Regions from separate parts of the Homo sapiens genome. Here region 2 is linked to region 1. A link is a loop called in an ENCODE intact Hi-C map of the cell type or tissue named here. Cell type or tissue: CD4-positive, alpha-beta T cell. All regions are shown on one strand. Each heading gives the region's core, and the rest is flanking DNA. Links, peaks and the distances in the headings are about the cores only. Region 1 has its middle 21 kb from the start of KIF2A. Region 2 has its middle 71 kb from the start of KIF2A.

What was found. Peaks named below come from ENCODE experiments on the same cell type or tissue, not always from the same donor. Only the 100,000 strongest peaks of a DNase experiment are listed, where the experiment ranks them.
Region 2: a loop joins it to region 1, with 2.2 times the contacts of the local background. A loop is called at or near these places in 6 of 110 quality-filtered maps.

Annotation. Positions count from the first base shown.
Region 1 is chr5:62,282,788-62,288,171 of GRCh38, reverse strand. No RefSeq gene overlaps it. Among named protein-coding and RNA genes, the nearest start is that of KIF2A, 21 kb to the left of the region's middle. RefSeq lists enhancers at 2,426-2,705, 2,816-2,915. In CD4-positive, alpha-beta T cell, for the core only: no CTCF peak of the experiment used is centred there; a DNase peak (open chromatin) is centred at 2,391.
Region 2 is chr5:62,232,224-62,237,607 of GRCh38, reverse strand. No RefSeq gene overlaps it. Among named protein-coding and RNA genes, the nearest start is that of KIF2A, 71 kb to the left of the region's middle. RefSeq lists enhancers at 291-790, 1,038-1,237, 791-1,292. In CD4-positive, alpha-beta T cell, for the core only: no CTCF peak of the experiment used is centred there; no DNase peak of the experiment used is centred there.

The sequences.
Region 1 (5,384 bases), core at 181-5,180:
GATTCACCACATGGAAGAATAAGTTAAATGCAGTCTTTTTAGCTCATTCAAGATTTTGTGCTTTGGGCCAATGGGGGCATTAAAAGGCACCAAAGAAAGAATGCTATCTTGAAGGGCTCCCAGAAAAGGAGACTTTAAGGGAGAAGGGTGACAGCAATTGTATAGATGGGTGGTTGTGAAGTTGGAGATTAATGTGATCAGATTTGTATCCACCAGCTGCTGGAGCTTGGGATCATCAGGTGGCATTTATGCAGCATAACTCACTGTAGAACTGCTTCCTTCTTGAACCCCTCCCTTGGCTTGATTCTTCTGATTTGTTAGTCTTCCTTCCTGGCTCTTCTTCCCACTCTTGACCCTTTAATATTGATACACTCCTGGGTTTGGTCCTCTTTCCTCATTTCTTCTCACAAGGCATTCTTTACCTTTACGGGATCATATAACTCTTCGAAAATATCATGACCTTCAAACCCAGAAAAATGCCCAGCTGACCATCACCAACTTATTAAACAGAATGAACCTGAAGGGGGTATAAACATTAAGATTTTATTTTTCCCCCATCTCTGTCCTCAACTGTTCTATATCAGCTCTCTTTTGCTCCTCCATGATGTGTCAAGCAGATCCCACAGCTTGCTTACCCTGTAGTTAGCAAAAAAGCTGGAGAATTCGATTATGACTCCAATCACGTCTCTACTTCCCCATCTGAGGCTTGACTCATGGTCCAAGCACCTTCAAAGTCAGCTCTTTCACTCTTCCTCCCCTCCCTTTTCTGGTTCACTAGGTTGAAGTTCACTAGAAGGGAAGGCAGGGATTGCCTTATAGGTCTGGTCTCCCTCTGACTCTGTCCGGTCCTGTCCTCTGTGGTTGAATTTGGCCAAGATGGTGAGTTAGGTTTCCTCTGGATACTTCTCAGAGTCACCCTGCCCCCACACCTACTTCCCTCTGCTAAGGACCTTGTCCAGCCTCCATTCCTGACACCCTCTCTGAAAGGATATCACTTCTGTTAGATGGCAGCTGCCTGCACAGCCTTATACCTTCTGGTTTGTCTCCTGTCCTCCAGGCTCTTTCAATATTTTATTTTCTGCACATACGTGCCCATACTCACAACTGAATCTACAAGTAGGCAGATCTCAAAGGAAGGAGAAAAAATGGGTCAAGCCACACATGCCTCGATCATTTCCTCCAAATTCACCTACCAGTTGCCTCTGTCCTCTGTGGAAAGTAGTGAATGAGGAGGAAAAAGGAGAACTGAAGTGTTGCTCTAACAGAGGTCTCACAGCATGAAAATATCAAATGTAGAGAAAAAATGTTCCTGAGTAACAATCCATATGTAACGTATGTGTGTCTACTATGCATCTTGCCTGAAATAGCATACAGGCATATTGAACTTAAAATCCATCATACTGAACTCATCACTTAAAAAATACATTCCAACCTCAGAATCTGTGTTTCTGTCTACATTTTCTATTTTATAATTTATCTAATTACTCAAATAAAAATTTGGGGATTCATCTTGGATTCTCCTCCTCCCTTCACCCTTCCTAAATATTACTTCTCTCCATAATCTTCTTGCTATTTCTACTGCCTTAATTAAGGCTGCCATTACTTCTCATTTGGATTATTACACCAAAAAAAAATCTCCTAATATATCTCTCTATATCCAGATTTACCTTCCTGAAATCCATTTTGTTAAACTGCATCTAAAGTTATCTTTTGGAAATTCAGATCTTATCAGGTGACACTCCTGCTTAAAACTCTCCAGGGGCTCCCCATTGTTCTATGATGTTTATCAAAGTGTGATCTTAGATTGCCTTTGACCAGAATCATTTGGATGACATATTAAAAATACAGTTTTCTAGGCCATATCACAGATTTAATGAATCAGAGTCTCTGGAGATGCATTTTTAACTTTTATTTCTAGAAAGGAATTATTATGCACAAAAAATTTTTGTAAATGTTTACTCATAAGATTAAGTTGAAACTCCTTTTTAGGGTATATAACACATTTCAGCATTTGGTTTATATTACCTCTTTAATTTTTCATCTTACCACTACCTCTGCAATTTGTGTTCTAGGAAAAACATGTTTCCTCATGAATCATTTCACACTTCTTTGTCTTTTAATCTGCTTGTTTCTTAGCTTGATGCATTTTTCTCACCCAATTCTCTTCCATCTGATGAAAACCTATTTATCTTTCAAAATCTTATTAGAATTTCATATATGTGAAAGGACAAGTGGACAAGGACAGATGGAAACCCATGTTTATTCTTATTGCCTCTGGCCTTTGTGATGAGGATATCCTGTAAAAGTGAGGGCTCCTCAGCCCAGCGACCTGGCGGGGGTGGGAGGAGCTGAGGGAAAATCCAGGGGAAGTTAGAGCAACTGCAGGCACAAGCCCTGCTACTGCTTCACACCAATGAAGTGAGTCAGCAGATCAGCAATAATGTAGGTGTGAGCTACAAAATGGCCACCGTTTCCCTACCACCCTCCAAATTTCTCAAGAATCTTCCTTGTGACCCACTCTAACTAGAAGCATACCAGAAAATGAATTCTAGGAAATGTTCCACCTACGCAGGTTGACACATTACAAAACTACCACACACTGGATAATCTATTTTAGGCAGGGTGGTCAGATCTCATTGGTGATATGACTTTTTTTTTTTCTTTTTTGAGACAGAGTCTCTGTCACGTAGGCTGGAGTTCAGTGGCATGGTCACAGCTCATTACTGCCTAGACTTCTAGGGCTTAAGTGATCTTCCTGCCTCAGCCTCTGAAAGTGCTGGGATTACAGGTGTGAACCACTGTGTGCAGCCAGTGAGATGACATTTGCACACCAACTAAAGTGAAGGATTGGGCCAAGAGAAAAAAAGGAGAGATGACCAGGACATACAAAGGCCTTGAGGCAATGGCATCTGGATGGAGGACTCTGAAGAAGGGTCAAATACCCAAAGAAAAAGCAAGATCCAGCAGAGTCTCAGGAATAGTTAGAATGAAGGACCCCAACACCCTAATGGCTTTCTCTCTGCCATTCTGTTTCTCTCTGTGTCAACTTCATTCTCTTTCACTTTAGACTGGCTTTCTCCACCTGGTGGAAACATGGTCACAGGAAGCATCGAAGTTTGACATCTTATATGTGTAGCTATCAAAGAAACTATCTTTATGTTCTCTGTGATAGCCCATCAAAAAATTTGGGGGAAATTACTCATTGCCCTAACAGGTTATTTGCCCATTCTTGGAAAAATTAGTTCCAAAGGGCTATGATATTAATTACCTGTTCTTGTGTAATAAATTATGCCCAAACTTAGCAGCTTTAAACAACAATAAACATTTGTTATATTACACAGTTTTTGTGCAAAATGAATTTAGGAACAGCTTAGCTGGATGGTTCTGTCTTGAAGGGGGTGTCTCAAATGAAGTTGCAGTTCAGATGTCAGCTGGAGCTGCAGTCATCTAAAGGATTAACTAGGCTGGAGGATCCATTTCCAACTATACTCACTCACAATTCTGGTAAGTTAATGAAGGTTGTTTCCAAGAGACCTCAGTTCCATGCCATGTGACACTTCCATATGGTTGCTTGAGGACTCTCGTGACATGGCATCTGGCTTTCCCTAGAGTGAATGACCCAAAGGAGCAAGGTGGAAACTATAGCATCTTCTATGACTTAGACATTGAAGTCATACTCTGTTTTTCCTTAATATCCTGATAGTTACATAGGGCAGACCCATTCAGTGTAGGAAGAGACTACATAAGTGTATGAATAACAGGAGGTGAGAATCTTTGGGGTTAATTTTGGGGGCTAGATATCAAGGCACTCTAATTTGCACAGCTTGCATTCGTTTCCTAGTCTTTGTAGCCAGAGCAGAGACAGAATAGATCACATGACATTCATCTCTCTTGGGTGAAGAAAAGGAATACTATGGTAAAGATGGGGAAGATAAAAGAGAAATTTCTAGAAAAATTGGAGGATGAGTGTTGGGGAAAAAATAGGTGTCTGTTGCTAGCCAGAATGTTAAAAACTCCCTTGTTAATACGTGACTGCACCTCTGTGTTACTTCTTGGCACATTACATCTTAATTATTCATTTACAAATATTTTTCTTCCACTAGATTGTGAAATCTCTTCTTTCATCTTTGAGTTTACATCACCACATCATTGTCTGGCACAAAGTAGATGATCAAAAATGCGTGAACTGAACTGAACTAAATAGACTAAGGCTTGGGAGGATATGAACAAGGTTCTTCAATAATTAAACATATGGGGAACACAAAATTAACATCAAATCTCAGATTAGAAGGCATTTTTTGACACTTGAAAGATATGTTCTTTAGATGAAATGAGTTAAAAGCTTATGAAACTTGTGTTTTCAAGAGATACAACATGTTAAAATAGAAATAATTTATATGTTAAATATTAAATAAATAAAAATTTATTGAATACATGAATATTAGTTAGGGTTTTTATTATTTTGGTGTGAGGAATCAAAGCCCAACTCAAACTAGCTTACAAATAAAAAGGGTGGATTTATTGGAGAATTACTGAAGTAATTAATAGAATCCAAGAGACACAAGAACTTCAGGCATAGAACCACCCGAAGTGGAGCACAAAAGAAAACCCCCAAATTCTTCTCCTTTTGACCCTTCTCTCTGCCCCTCTCCCCACATCTGCTTTACTTTCTCAATGCAGATCAGCTTTCTTGTTTGCAGTCCACACGTAGCAGAAACAGTTCTGAAGTTGGCATTTATAGACTGGTCACCTAGAGAGAGATGATCGTTTCTCATTCCAGTTTTACATTCCTGAGGAAGGGACCAATAGATTTAATTAAGTTTAGATGCCCACCTTCAGACCAATTAAGCATGACTTGGGGCAGGGTCACATTATGGGAATATTGCAAATCCTGCTGCCACTCTCCAGATTGGGCAATGGGGTGAGGCAATTTCTGGAAAATAGTTGCTGGGTAGACAAAACAATAGGTATGTTTTTAATGACTCTGTAGATAAGTTAAGAGATGACATACTCATAATAAAACATGAAGGGTGTTCAGAGTCCAACATAAGTCTCTGGAGTTTGACACAGCAAATCACAGGGTATTGTCAGTGTCATTGTAAGAAATGATTATTTAGAGCCTTGGTCTGAGACAGGGTAGCATTTGTTGTGTTCTAATCATTTTAACACAATATTATTCTGGTGAGGGTGAAAGCACTGTCTTCATTGCTACATCTAACAAAAAGAGTTTAATTAGGATTTTAATTTCCTTTGCTGAGTTGCTGGGGAAGGTTTCAGAAGAGATAAACTATGGGTTACAGCATCCACTACATTATTTAGCTATAAAGGAGGATTCAGAATTTTTTTTTTTAACACCTACCTCCTTCTAAGATCTTGATGACAAC
Region 2 (5,384 bases), core at 240-5,239, 51 kb after region 1:
GCTGGGATTACAGGCGTGAGCCACCGTGCCTGGCCTGTGATACATATTATTGCATTGAATCCCCAAGTAAGTTAGAGATTCTTAGTCTCTCTACAGTTAAGGAAACCAAGGCTCAGCAGGATCATACAGCAAGATTTCCCCTGACTGCATGGCTAGTAAGTGTTGAGGCTGAGATTCTAACTGAGGTCTATCTCATGGAAAACCCACGCTCACAGCCACTGTGCTGTGTGCTCTTCCTGTCTGGATGTGGTCCTTGTCAGGGTACCTCAGTGTTCTCAAGAGGCACCTCTGGCTTCTGAGATGTAGACAGAAACATCTAGGTATTAGGTTGGTGCAAAAGTAATTGCAGTTTTTGCCATTAAAAGTATGTTTAAGAATTAACATCCCGAATGAAAGGTACTTGAAGTTTAAGCCACTCTGATTACTAATACGATACATAGTGTAGTAGTAACGTATGCCTGAGACCCAGCCTAATATTCTTCTTTGAATTCACACTTAACACTCACTCACACAACCAATTTTATTGAAGCTCTCTTTGTGCAAGAAAGTCCACTTTGAAACTAGAGTTCTCCAGGGAAACAAAAGCCTCCTTAGAAACAATGTTGGAATCTGGATTGCTGTGGAAGAAACTTAAAAAGCTTGAGTCCCTTCCACTTCTATTCTTGGATGGGTTTTGGCTCCTAGCTGGTTCAGAAATTCTTTATCCTCATTTAGATTCTCTAAGGGAGTGGCTCATTCCAGCCCAGCGCAGCCTCATTCTGCCCATAGCAGGTTTCCACCCTGGCTCTGCTCCCCCGCAGGGCGAGCACCAGGAGGGGACAGCTGCTGGGCCCACTTTGCATAGGGGCATGTATGACCCAGGCAGGGCTGACTCTCTGCGGAAAAACCTCAGGGCTGCTTTCTGGCTTTAGTCATATTCGTTAGATGAAACTTGTGGGTGTTACTAAGACATTCTGCGCCCTGAAATTGGGAGTGGTTTTGAAAACTGGTCTCAACTATTAGATTCCGAACCACTAAGCTTCCACATTTACTGACAGTTATATGCAGCAAAGAAGTTTTTCTCATTGCCTGCTTTTCTATCCTTCTATGTGCAAACACTATGTATCTTATTAGTATTTAGAGTGGCTTAAACTTCAAGTACCTTTCATTAGGGATGTTAATTCTTAAATATACTTTTAATGGCAAAAACCGCAATTACTTTTGCACCAACCTAAAACCTAGATGTTTCTGTCTACATAGTCAGATAGTGAGTGGAGGCAGTGCAAGAGATGTCAGTTTTGCAGCTTGCTTTTCTTCAGTTCCTTGCATCAGATTCTGTTCTCTGTTCTGATTCTCTTTTCAGACACCTGTTTCTCCTCGTTTTCTAGTTTCTGGTAGTATTACCTCGGAATCTAGAACTAACCCCCGAGTGCTCCTTGGCTGAGAGCACTTCAATACCTAATGGATGATAACAGGATCTAACATGGAGTTGTGGGGAAATCATGGACACAGGATTTATTTATTTAATAAATATATTTATTGTCACTACATGGAGAGTACACCAACTCACCTCTGGATGAGTGGGGAAACTGCTGTTATGAGGTCATTTCCCCAAAATGACTCTTTTGTTATCATGTCAGGGTGGCTTTACTTCCACCATTAGTTGCTTCTTTTTTTTTTTTTTTTTTTTTTTTGAGATGGAATCTCGCTCTGTTGCTCAGACTGGAGTGCAGTTGCGTGATCTTGGCTCACTGCAACCTCCGCCTCCTGGGTTCAAGTGATTCTTGTGCCTTAGCCTCCCAAATAGCTGGGACTACAGGCATGCACCACCACGCCCGGCTAATTTTTGTATTTTTAGTAGAGACAGGGTTTCACCATGTTGGCCAGGCTGGCTGGTACTCGTGACCTTAAGGGATCTGCCTATCCTGGCTTCCCAAAGTGCTGGGATTACAGGTGTGAGCCACCGTGTTCAGCCTGCTTCCTTTTTTAAAACCAATTTTTTCCTATGCTGGTATTCAAGGAAATGTTACTAAGCATACAGTAAAAGGTGCTCAAAGTGCACATAAACCTGGGACATGTTGGAGTTAAACGAAACTAAATAGTTTTCTTAGCTGCAGGCTGCCCAGAGCCTGCAACATGCGAATGTGTGTCATAATTGTTCACAAAGGGCTCCATCATGTTAAGCATTTCCTAGTTATTTGACCATAGAACTTCTTTTTTCATAGTTAAGTCTATTAATAGCTCCTAGAACAGAGTTCCAACGATCATTGTGTGATGAACACTGAAGATCTTTTTCAAAAGCTTTGAAGGTTCTTGTCAAAAGTACATGCATTATCCAGGAGAGGAAATGCAATTGACCACCACTATCCCAGAATAAGTTGGCTGAAATTAGCTAGCTAATCTCACTTGGCAAGGCCTGAGCAACAGCTTCCTCTGTCTTGAGTTTGAATCCCTGTCTGTCATTTCTGTATGATCTATGCTAATTTTTGACCCCACTGGTCCTCTCTCTTGCCCTACAATTTATCCTCCCTAACTGACACGGATATGGTGGGCATCAGAGATAATGCTTTCCAGGCTCCAGCAAGAGCCACCCTTTCAGCCCCCCAGTCCCAACAACGAAACACTGTAAGAAGCTTTGTCTATGTCAGGCATTCTCTGGCTTACAAGGAGAAAAGATTTTCCTTCCTAACCTAACTGAACTTAATCCTGAACTTAATCCTGAAATCTTCTCATCGCTTTTTCACCTCTGAAAAATGTGACCTTAATCAAACATGACTGCTAAATATTGGACAGGGTGAGAGCCACAGGGAATCAAAAGGAAACATGCTGAAAGGTAGTGTGTATGTGTATTAAACTTTCCTGAGCAATTTCAAAGAGGTAGTAGTTGTGTGAAGGGTAGAATATTTGTACCATGATTTGGATTTGGTAGAAATCTTTTCAGTCAGCAGTGAAGGCAAACTGGTCATAGAAGTCCTACCCACCCTTCTATCTCAACCAACTTCGAAGGCATGGAGACAGGTAATTAAGACATCACCTGGGGCTCTACTTGTCAGATCCCCAAACGAACTTTCACAATTAAGTTCTTTAAGATCATTTGGGTATTATGCCTTATGTTTATTTAGCTCTTTAGAGTTTGTCAAATACTTTCACATATCTTATCCAAACTGATTTAAAAAATTATTTGTATTTTACTTTTTAAATTAAATTAATTAATTCATTTTGGCCTGGTAATGTCACAAAAAATTATTTTTAGAATGGTTTTAGGTTTACATAAAAATTGGCCTGAAAGTGAAGAGGATTCCCACTTACCTATACTTTCTTCTCCCTGCAGTTTCTTTTACTATTAATATCTGGCATTACTGAGGTATATTTGTTACAATTGATCAATCAGTATGGATACATTATTATTAAATGAAGTCCACAGTTTACATCAGGGCTCATCTTTGTGTTGTGCAGTCTGTGGGCCTTGACAGATGTAAAATGTCATGTATCCACCATTAGAATATCATAGAGAATAGTTTCACTGCCCTAAAAATATGATGTGTTCCACCTGTTCATCCTCGAGTCCCTGGCAATCATTGGTCTATTTCCTGTCTGTATAGTTTGCCTTTTCCAAAATGTCATGTAGTTGGCCAAATTGACTTTAATCTTCATGACAACTCTGTAGCTAGGCAAGTTTTATTATCTCATCATAGATGAAAGAAGTTCAGTAAGATGAAGTGACTGAGGACTCACAATCGAGGGTGCCCAAGCCAGGACTAGGACCAGCTAAAAGCATGAACACCAGCCGATCTCAGAAAGGGGTTAATTGCTGAAGACATAGACTATTAGCTTACAGGAGCCCTCTCAGCCCAAGCACTTTAATTTCTTAGTAGCTACAAGGAGGAAGATTGCACATCTTCAAAGGAAACTAGATGCATGATATTGGTGAGATGAGACTTGGAGGTGACTTCACAGATGACGGGTTTAATGCCCCATAATTATGAAGGAAGGTCAGTCTCTGCCAGTCTGACTCAGAGGGCTTACTGAGTCATCCTGTTTGTCCTCTCTGCTGCTATTTATGGGCTTCCCAGTTGCTGATATTTGTTGGTTAAATGCTCACACAACCAGTCTTGCCTAAAGCAGTATCATTTATAGGGTGTTGAGAATAAACAGGGTGACAGGTGTGGGATAGTCATTTTAAAGAATATTTAGTAGCTGATTCTTTTTTTAAAGCTCTCCATGCTTAAAATATAAATATTCTGAAAGAAAACAAAAGCCAAGACCCTTTTTGTAGAGAATTGGAGAATGCTAGGACTTTCTGGGAGTGCTGGCTTTTGCACAGGCATGGGTAAACATTAGTAAAGTTGTTGCTGAGAACAGCTCGGGACGGGAGGGGAATGAGAAGAGAAGATAGTGTGGAGACAATGAGAGAAAAGGACTGAAATGTAGTCACCTGAGCAACTTAAGATCCGTTTGTCATTAGAAAGAGACTAGAACAGCAACATCACCCTCATAAAGTGTAGTCATCTGGGCTGGGCACTGTGGCTCACATCTGTAATCCCAGCACTTTGGGGGGCCAAGGTGGGCAGATCATTAGGTCCGGAGTTCGAGACCAGCCTGGCCAACATGGTGAAACCCCGTCTCTACTAAAAATACAAAAATTAGCTGGGTGTGGTAGCACTCACCTATAATCCCAGCTACTTGGGAGGCTGAGGCAGGAGAAGCACTTGAACCCAGGAGTCAGAGGCTGCAGTGAGCCAAGATCATGCCACTGCACTCCAGCCTGGGTGACAGAGCAAGGCTCTGTCTCAAAAAATAAAAATAAAAATAGCGTAGTCATCTGAGTCCATGTAGTAGACTAATTGCTTACTCCAAAGGAGTGATTGAAGAAAGATTAATGAAGCGGCTATTTACAAAGGTGCAAGCAGGATTAGGGGGGCATTCTGGAGCCAGTAGCTGCAGAGAGCCATGACCATCCTCAGGCCTAAGGAGGCAAGGGAAGGGAGCACTTACTGGAACCTAGAGAGACTTATAGTTTAGCAGAGGCTGTCTGACTTAACTGGGCCCTTTGGTAGAGGAAAGCAGCCACTGCCAATCTACAGGGGGTGAGCTGGAGAATAAATAACACACTCTTTTCTTTCATCCTCTTAATTTCTGCTGATACTTTCCATTGGCCAAACCCTAAAATGAAACAGAGACCAAGGGAACCCATATGATGCAATAATCCACGAAGGTCAGCCTCCCAGGCCACTGGGTCAGCAGAGCAGAGGAGGGTGGAGAGGGCTCTGGAGGGCCACACACCAAAAACCTTCAGCTCCAAGGAAGAGGATCATGTTAATGCCCTAGGGATAGACAGTACCAGAAGACTGTGTTGAAATCTGCTTTCCTAAGTCTTTATTCATATTAAAGGCACTATTAATTAA